Linked DNA regions of Homo sapiens: region 1 is linked to region 2. A link is a contact called in ENCODE Hi-C or POLR2A ChIA-PET data. All regions are on one chromosome and are shown on one strand. The core of a region is the stretch at or near the end of the contact, and the rest is flanking DNA. Distances in the headings are between cores, read along the strand shown. Region 1 overlaps CENPP (centromere protein P). Region 2 overlaps CENPP (centromere protein P).

The links. Hi-C counts contacts between places; a loop is a spot of excess contacts on that map. ChIA-PET counts read pairs that join two places held with the same protein, here RNA polymerase II (POLR2A). Pooled maps may share reads with other maps.
Region 1: a loop to region 2 is called in a map of MCF 10A, with 13 times the contacts of the local background. The contact joins two enhancer-like sites. A Hi-C loop is called at or near these places in 1 of 168 maps with a recorded cell type or tissue (MCF 10A) and 1 of 50 pooled maps. POLR2A ChIA-PET finds 5 or more read pairs at or near these places in 5 of 52 experiments (BJ, CD4-positive, alpha-beta T cell, HEK293 and 2 more).

What each region holds. Positions count from the first base shown.
Region 1 is chr9:92,503,812-92,509,235 of GRCh38, forward strand. All of the region lies in intron 5 of CENPP (centromere protein P), which reads left to right. ECM2 (extracellular matrix protein 2) reads right to left here. Exons shown (of 10, transcript NM_001393.4): 7 at 1,722-1,879. Among named protein-coding and RNA genes, the nearest start is that of MIR4670, 22 kb to the right of the region's middle. Within about 2 kb of position 2,625, at least 10 of the 41 ENCODE cell types and tissues checked have a DNase peak (open chromatin) inside an H3K27ac peak, as active enhancers do.
Region 2 is chr9:92,437,667-92,441,985 of GRCh38, forward strand. The region is part of intron 5 of CENPP (centromere protein P); the gene reads left to right. Among named protein-coding and RNA genes, the nearest start is that of OMD, 15 kb to the left of the region's middle. Within about 2 kb of position 3,070, at least 2 of the 41 ENCODE cell types and tissues checked have a DNase peak (open chromatin) inside an H3K27ac peak, as active enhancers do.

The DNA.
Region 1 (5,424 bases), core at 1,375-3,874, 66 kb after region 2:
GTAAGAGACTAGTCAAATAAATCCTGGCACACCTGTCCATATGTTGAAAACTCTGCAGCTGTAGGAAAGAATGACATGAGACAGCCTTGAGGCTGCATGGTTAAGTGAGGCAGGTGTACAGCAGTGGCTTTAGAAGGATTTGTAGTATGTGCCACGCATTTGTGCGCTTGTATGCCCAGTGCTTTCCAGACTGGTAGGAGTGGATCCCTCTGGAGAGAGAGAAGTCAGTATGGGAAGCTCAGGCTCACAGTGGGGCAGATTGCTCTTTTGTATTATCCTCATTGTGTATGTATGTGTTTTAACATGTGTATGCATTATCTATTTAAATTTTAATTTTTTAATTATTCATTTCTGGCCCTGTCCCACAAAGAATCTGACTTAGCATATCTGGGGTAGGTCCAAGAGTCTGTATTTCTTAAGAACCCAGGAGATTCTGATGGAAAGCCAGCCTACTGATAAATGTCAGTGTTACATAACTCTGTCACTTAATCTGGAAATAGGAAGAAGAGGAAGGGTGGTAGCCATGACAGCCACATAAGATCACAATAGATGACCCTCTTTTCTGGCTTGCTGGGGCTGCAGCCGGAGAATGCTCCATCCTGACTTCTGGCTGGATGATCATGTGGTCTAGGAGAAACGGAGCTTAGTAAGGAAACCTGGGTTCCCACGGGGTCTGCCAGTATGTATAGACTCTCTGGACCTCAGTGTTCTTTTTGGCAGGCAGGGTGGGGTGTGGTTTGTAGAGACAGGGTCTCTCTGTGTTGCCCAGGCTGGAGTGTAGTGGTACGATCCTAGCTTACTGCAGCCTCAAACTCCTGGGCTCAAGTGATCCTCCACCTCAGCCTCCTGAGCAGCTACGACTACAGGTGTGCACCACCATGACTGGCTATTTTTTTTTAATATATCTTTTAGAGACAAGGTCTCACTATGTTGCCCAGGCTACTCTCAAACTCCTGGCCTCAAGCCATCTTCCTGCCTCAGCCTCCCAGAGTGCTGGGATTACTGGCGTGAGCCACTGCACGGTCCACCTCAGTGTTTTTAACGCAGGAAATGAGGGGTGTTGACATTCATCAGCCAAAGACCCCCAGGAGCACATCCTGCAGCAAGGAGACCACACATCTGGGGACCTGTGGGGCATCTCTAGAGGATAATGAAGCAAGGCTGGGGTTTGGGGCCTGGAGTTAGTCACAGGACAGTTTTGGTAGGAACTGGGTGAAAACTTGTAAGCTACAGAGTTGCTGAAACAGTCAGAGGCCTTCTTTGTACAACACTTGTATCCATGCAAGTTACTGTTAGGTCAGAGTGTCTGTGGTTTTGCCTGGAATTTGTGAGTGGACACTCTGTTACGGTTAATACCTGTTTGAGCTTCTGTGATAAGCGTCACATTTCTAGATTGGGGCAGTTTACACTGTCTTGAGAGTCAGAGTACCTCATGGAAGTTGTGGTTTCATTTAAATTCTCAATTCATTTCTCCCATTTCCCCCAAGAGCTATCAGAAGTACCATTTTTCACTGTATCAGGTGTCTCTACTAGTAATTATAATTTCGATTCAGAATTTTGTATTGCTTGAAGAAAAAACAATGCTTAAATTACAGGAAATTCTGTATACAGCATGAAACTAGAGTTTAATTTACATCACAATAGTCTTAAAATATATTTTGTTGTAGTGTACCATATTTCAAATATAATACATTTAAAACACTAAAAAAATATATTGTTACCTCAATAGAACCAGGAAGACCCTGCGGTATAATTCTAAATTTATTTTTTCCCAGACGCAAGTAGGCTAGGCTCTTCAAAGGTTTGAAAGCTAAAGGATTGACATTGGCTTCACTGAGATTGTTTCCTTCCAATTCTAAGGTGACCAACTGATTTAAGTCTATAAAAAATAAAAGTATTAGAATATTAGGATAATTGAAAAACCATGCAAATTTTTGTAGCCTTTTGAAATGTCATGTGAAATGGCCGGTTTATTTGGAGGGCAAATACAGTTTTTTTTAAACCTTTGTATCCTCCTATAAAACCTTTTCTTAAGTACTTTGTACATCCCAGATGCTCAATTCAACCAGAACTAAATGCATGGTCCAGTAGTGAGGCAGACCTGAAAAAAATCATTGAAATGCTAGGTGCTAACAATATGTGTAAGGAACAGAAGCAAGAGAGAAGAGAGGGAGGGAGATAGGAAAGAGAGGCAGAGGAGTTTCCATAGAAATTGTGGTGGCTGAACAGGGATTTGGAATTCAGGTAGGAAAGGAATAGAAAGTTGTGGACAGTCATTGGAAACATTGCAAAGACATAGATGTATGAAGTGGCAGCATAATAGGCAATGGGGTGGGTAGAAGTTTAATGCAATGAATGATTTCTTTTTCTAGGACACAGAAAAGAACACTTTCCCTGGCTCACCCTCAGTCTCTGAACAAGGGAGTCAGAAGTAAACCAGAACAGTGAATTCCCATCATAGTTACTCACTTGTTGGCACAGAGTGCAGCCAAATGGAAGCTTTGAAAGAATGATGATCAAAAATTCTCCATGCATTCAGATTGAACTAGCAAGAAAGGCCTTTATACAAACAAATTTTTTCTACTTTGTTTCTACTAGTCTCAGGAGTGGTATGATCCAGGTCAAATGGAAGTTCTGTGCTGCAAAATGGACAGCTCAGCAATGATAATACCCAAAGGCATCTGAGTCAGAGGCTCAGGGTGTGGCCAAAATTCCCAGATTAGGGGATGTTTTCTATTCAACCCCCTTCATGGGCATTGCACCGAATGCCATGTGGGACTCCGTTCTGCTCTTAGGCAACAGCAAAGACGGTTGCATCAGGAATAGAAATAATAAATGCTGGAAGATTAAAAGAAGAAAAAGCAGTGTAGATGTGAGTGGTATGAAAGTGCCAGGCTCCTACAGACAGAAAGATTTAGATAGAAGTAGGAGGAACTTCCAAGCTGAAATAGCCAGCTGAGCACATGTAGGTGAAAGACCATGTGGGTTTGCTCAGGGAGAGAGGAGACTAGCCCTGGAGTGGCTGTGCACAGTGGAGTGAAGGTTGGTGCTCAGAGAGAAGTACACTGGGAGGGCCTTTTTTTACATTTTTTAAATTTTATTTTATTTTATTTAGAGACAGAGTCTTGCTCTGTCACCCAGGCTGGAGTGCAATAGCGTGGTCTTGGCTCACTGCAACCTCCGCCTCCCGGGTTCAAGCAATTCTCCTGCCTCAGCCTCCCGAGTATCTGGCATTGCAGGCCCCCACCACCACACTCAGCTAATTCTGGGAGGGCCTTTGCACCCTGGACAACAACGTCTGGCTCTCATTCTCTAGGCAGCAAGATGGGGATGGCAGGACAAGGGCCACATTTTACAAAGGTTAACCTGGTGGTGGTGCTCAGGATTAATGGAAGTGCTGAGCAACAGGAAGTAGCCAGGCCAGCCAGTAAATTGGGATAAGTGGTTATATTTCCTCATATTCTCTTTCATTTCCAAAACTAAAGGTACTGAGAATCTGACATCTTTCTCTAGTACATAGGTGAAGTTTTGAAATGCAGTGGAAGTTTTTCATTGAAAAATAGATAACAGAAATGAACTAGTGGCCATTACATGACTGAGAGAAAAAGAGAGAAACAGTGCAAATTCAGGACACTGTGTTTTCTTTTGCAATTATTCTCTGGTATATATAGGAAATAGGAGGTAACAGGAAATAGGATGGAGCTAGAGAACGTTTCTTGTAGGTGAGACTTGAGGTGGATGTTGAAAGGATTCATGGACAGGAAACAGGAAGTCTTCCATGGTGGGTGGTACCATGACAGGCTGTGGACATGGCAGGTGCCTCGATGTTCCTGGCAGGCAGCATCACATGGTCATCCACTAGAGCAGCCTCCAGGGCTCCTGATTTAGTTGTTTCAGTCATTAGTGACAACAAAAATGCTTTTAAAGCGTGCCTGGTTTTCCTCAGCTGTCCCTCCCTCCACCTTTCACACCTCTCTCTCAATTGTAAGTCCTTCCCTTTCTCCATAACACGTGTGCACATCTCAGGTGGACTCTGCTCCTCCTGCAGGTAAATTCCCTGCCCTTCAGCAAGGTGTGTGCAGCCCCTTGTGCTGCTCTTTGCTTGCCTTTCACCTTCACCGTGCCTGCTTGCAGCTCCCACAGTATCCCAAATTGTCTCATTTATTTGCATCTTTGTGCTGTTTTCTCTCCCTGGAGTGCCCTCCTTCCCCCTCTCTGGAGCTATAATCTGAAAGGTCATGAGTGAGGAGCCACCCCAAGAGAGATGACGGGAGAGCAGTGGGCCACCTGCTTCCACACAGAAGCAGGGTGCCCTCACAGCACTCCTGGCAGCCAGCCTGACCATCCACAGCATCAGGACTCCCAGCCAGGGGGAGCCCAGCACCCGAGGGGCCAGTACTGCAGTAGCTCTTAGAACTCAGCCCACCCAGGGAGTGCAGCCGGGGGTATCTGAGCCGGAGGACAGAAGCACTGCCGGCATGGGGCCGAGGCTCCTCGGGTGCTCGGACTGTGGAGAAAGGTGGGCTAAGAAAGGCAGGCAGACAGCCCGTTCACCCTGGCTTCCTGTCAACACTCTGGGAATCTAGAAGCATTTGTGAGTGAGGGAGGAGAAGAGTACTCTGGAAGGCAGTTCCAGGGGTGTGTGAAAGCACGTTCACAATCAGGAGTGCATGTTTTATAACATCTCATTTTGATAACCCAACTAAAAGTGTGACTGACTTATAGTTCATATACAGCCTGTTAGTACAGTTGTTCTAAATTGCTGACACCCTTTGGTCTTCAGCAGTTAGAAACTGAATTTTCTAATGTCTTTCCCATTTGGCAGTCTGCATCAAAATTTGTGTTTATTAATGTTTTTCTGTGTGTCCTGAAATCCATCTGGAAATTGAGTATTTCCATAACTAATCCTCAGATTTGGCAATTCTCATTATTATTGTTCTTTTCTCAATACCAGAAGTGTTTTGTTCCTGTGAAGTTTTTTGGGAGCTACAGGAAATAATTGAATTGTTTTATTCCTTTAAAGGCTTTGTTTAATAAATAACATAATAAATAAAAACATAATATGTTTCAAAGCAAGGAAACAGACAGTGTTGAGCACTGTACCTCAAGAGCTATGCTAGACTATTAGGAAGATAAAAAGAAAAGGTAGGCAGTCCTTGTCTCAAAAAAGTACACAGTACAATCAAAGGCATTAGCTAGAATTCATGAAAAGTAAAATGTGATAAAGCCTCTTCTATACAGAGTCACAATATGACAACTTCAGCTGTCTAGCACAGTCCCGAAACAAGCAGAAGAGGGGCCATTTCCAGCAATGTCGAGTGCACAGAACATGGGGCACGCTCACTAAAGGCTGTCAGAAAGCTAGGCCATGGTGGGAGCCTTGCATCCACATGCCGTGGGGTGTGGAGTTAGCAGGACTTCAGT
Region 2 (4,319 bases), core at 1,820-4,319:
AGTGTTGGGATTACAGGCATGAGCCATTGTGCCTAGGCTTTTCATCTTCTTAATAGCCTTTTGGCACATAAATATTAATTTTGTAAAGTCCAATTTATAAGTTATTTTTTGGAGACACTGTCTCACTCTGTTGCCCAGGCTGGAGTGCAGTGGCTCAATCACAACTTACTGCAACTTTAACCTTCCAGGCTCAAGTGATCCTCCCACCTCAGCCTCCAGTGATCCTCCCACCTCAGCCTCCAGTGATCCTCCCTCCTCAGCATCTCGAGTAGCTGAGACCACAGGCATGTGCCTCCACACCTGGCTAATTTTTTTATTGTTTGTAGAGATGAGGTCTCCCTGTGTTGCCCAGGCTGGTCTTGAACTCCTAGGCTCAAGTGATCCTCCCACCTCAGCTACCCATAGTGCTGGGATTACAGATGTCAGCCACTGCACTGGGACCAATTTATGATTTTTTATCTTTTATTTTTCATGCTTTTGGTGTCAAGTCTAAGAACTCTTTGCCTCAGGTCTTAAATATTTTTTCCTGTTTCTTCCAGAAGTTTTATAAGTTTTATCTCTTATATTTAGGTCTATGATCTGTTTTGATTTAATTTTTGTGTGTGGTGTGAGGTTAGGATCTAAGTTCACTTTTTTGCATGTGAATATCCAATTGTCTCAGCACCATTTGTTGAAAGGACAGTTATTTCTCCATTGTCAAAAATTAGTTAACCATAAATGTGCAGGTTTGTTTCTGATCCTCAGTTCTGTTCTATTGCTCTATGTGTCTGCCTTATACCAGTGTCATGCCCTCCTTATTAGGGTAGTTTTACAGTAAGTTCTGCCATTGGAGAGTATACATCCTCTAACTTTGTTGTTCTTTTTCCAAATTGTTTTCACTGTTGTAAGTCCTTTGCATTTTCATATAATTTTTGAGATTGGTGTGTCTACATCTACCATTATTAAGATTTCATAATGATTGAGTGCTTAGTATTTAAACATTGCATTTAAACTGCTTCATTTTTGACTGGGTGTGGTGGTTCTTGCCTGGAATCCCAGCACTTTGGGAGGCCAAGGCAGGTGGATCACTTGAGGTCAGGAGTTCGAGGCCAGCCTGGCCAACATGGTGAAACCCCGTCACTACTAAAAATACAAAAATTAACCAGGCATGGTGGCATGTGCCTGTAATCCCAGCTGCTTGGGAGGCTGAGGCAGGAGAATCTCCTGAACCTGGGAGGCAGAGGTTGCAAAGCTGAGGTTGCATTACTGCACTCCAGCCTGTGTGACAGAGCGAGACTCCATCTCAGTCAATCAATCGGTCAATCAATAAACTGCTTCATTTGTTATTGCTACGTGGTATGGCCTTAGTAAATGCTTGGTGCTGTTCTTTTGTTCTTATTAAGATTTTCCAGTATGGGGAAGTGACTTAGATTTTTTTGCATATGAAGCACAATTCTGTTTGTCCGTTTTCAAGTATTTCATCTTTTTGTTTTCCCAAGTATTTTTATTAGATCGTGTGTTATTATTTTTGCTTCTAGTTAGAAGTTATTGGCTAAATTTTAAAAATATAATAATAGTGGCTTAAGACTATTTTAAAGTAGACCTGGCTTTCTTGTCTTTATTTTCAGACTTCCATAGCTTATTAGAATAAGACTGCCCTCCCATGGTGAAAATTAGGTAATTTTTTTCAGTAAATTTAATGGGCTTATTTTTGGAAAAAATAATTTAAAATATATATATTTTTAAAATATGTGGGAAATAAGTGATAAGCTATTCTGTGTTTCCAAATAAACAGAGATTGTAGAATCCTCCCCAGCCCCCACTAGCTATAGAGTCACAGTGGCTGACCAGCATGGGAGGCCCTGGCCACAGCTTTTCATGAGTTGGTGGTCTTAAGTCACCTGTCTCTCTGGAGAATCAGTTTTATAATCTTAAAATGAAGAGGTTTCAATGAGGCTGCTCCACATCTAAACTTGTGTGGCTCCTTTGTCTTTCTATGCCACCTTCTCTTTGTCTTCCTATTATTTTATGGGATATCGCTTTATATCTAGTCCTCTTTCTCAATCCCATGTTAAAATTCTTGGAATGCTCTTGAGTCTTATTGGTCTGATCCCCTCTATATTTTCTGTAGAATTATGTAATATTACTACAAGTACCATTTGGGTGAAAGGAACTCTTTGATCTTCAAAGTAGTGAAATGATTCTAAGTATGGATAAGAGTGGTGAATATAGAGACCTAGGAACCAGAATTTCTGTTACTTATGTTTATTCAAGTTAATATTTACAGTGGCCTCCCCTTATCCACAGTTTTGCTTTCCCCCATTTGAGTTACCCATGGTCAACCATGGTCCAAAAATATTAAATGGAAAATTCCAGAAAGAAATAATTCATGTTTCAAATTACATGCTATTTTGAGTAGCCTGACGAAGTCCTGTGCTGTCCAGCTCTGTCTAGTCCAGGACATGAATCATCCCTGTGTGCAACATATCCACACTATATACACTCACCTCCCATTAGTCACTTAGGGTTATCAGATCACCTGTCATGGTATCCCAGCACTTACGTTGTAGTAAACCTTATGTCAAAGAGAATCTATAACGGGGTGCCTAGTCTTTTGGCTTCCCTGGGCCACATTGGAAGAAAAAGAATTGTCATGGGCCACACATAAAACACACTAACACTAGTGATAGCTGATGAGTTAAAATAAATAAATAAATAAATAAATAAATAAATAAATAAATCACAAGAAAACTCATCATGTTTTAAGAAAGCTTACGAATTTGTGTTGGGCCACATTCAAAGCCATCCTGGGCTACAGTGGGCCATGGCTGTGGGTTGGACAAGCTTGATCTATAAAGTGCTTCCCTTAAGTGAAAACTTTTCCCTTAGTAAAAGTTCTCAACTTAATAAGGAAAGAAAAAGAATGGTATGGTAAGAGTGCTAACATCTGTAGTAAGACCAAATCTCCTATCTGTAAAATTGTGAAGAAGGAAAAAGAAACTAGTTTAGTTTCCTGTTGCACCTCAAACTGCGAAAGTTATGACCACAATTAATGCATTATAAGTATTTAGTTAAGAGGGAAAAGGCATTAAATCTGTGAGTGGAAGACGTGAACAGAAATGTGTTTTGACTGACAACAATCAGGTTTTGTACTTGCTGTGGTTTCAGGCATCTACAGGGGATGTCTTGAAACATATCCCCCAAGGTAAAACCGAGACTATTGTTCAGTAAGTCCTCACTTAACATCGTCAATGGGTTCTTTGAAACTGCGACTTTAAGTGAAATGACATATAATGAAACCAATTTTACCATAGGCTAATTGTTATCAAACAAGTGTTAAGTTCCTGTGGCATATTTCTGGTTATAGAATCATCACCGAACTTCGTAATGAAGACCCAAAACACTTCTAATATTAAACATTGAAATAAATGTGAGCTATCTGTATGTTTAAGAAAACGTTAATAAAAAACAAGTGCATGAATTTTTGTATTTTATTAGTCATACTTTTGGATGTTACTTACATGGTATGTAACTACAGTGTTAAAATTAATCAAGCTACATATTTATCATCTATGTACTTTTCTATACATATATCAAACATCAATAGAAAGTTTATAAGAAGTCGACAGTATGGATTCAACTACTAATTTATAGGAAATGCAGACAGAGGAATATGTTAAAGTACACCACAAGTACGCAGTCAGCAAAATCTAGACTGTGGGAAATGCCTGTGAGACAAACAACTTGGTTTCTCCATCAAATAAAATGTAAGGAAGAAAAAAAGGGATGAAGGGGAAATGTATAGGTTAAAAAAGACTTAAAAGGTATATTGGCCAGGTGCAGTGGCTCACACCTGTAATCCCCACACTTTGGGAGGCTGAGGCAGGCAGATCACTTGAGCCCAGGAGTTCAAGACCAGCCTGAGCAACATAACAAGACTCCACCTCTACAAAAAACACAAAAGTCAGCCTGGCATGATAGCGCGTACCTGTAGTCCCAGCTACTCAGGAGGCTGAGGCACGAGAGTCACTTCAACCGTGGAGGTGGAGGTTGCAGTGAGCCGAGATCGCGCCACTGCACTCCAGCCTAGGTGCCAGAGTGAGACTCTTAGGAAACAAAGCAAAACAAAACAAAGACTTAAAAGATATATCAACTTATGACATCTGTGTGGGCCTTATGTGGATACTGACTCAACAGACAAACGAGTTTAAAAATTGTGGAACAGTTGGCAAGTTGAACATTTGCTGGGTTTGATGATAGTAAGGAAATATTGTCAATTATTTTTTGGTATGGTAATTGTATTGTAGTTAATGTTTTAAAAAGTAGAGAGAGGTATTCTT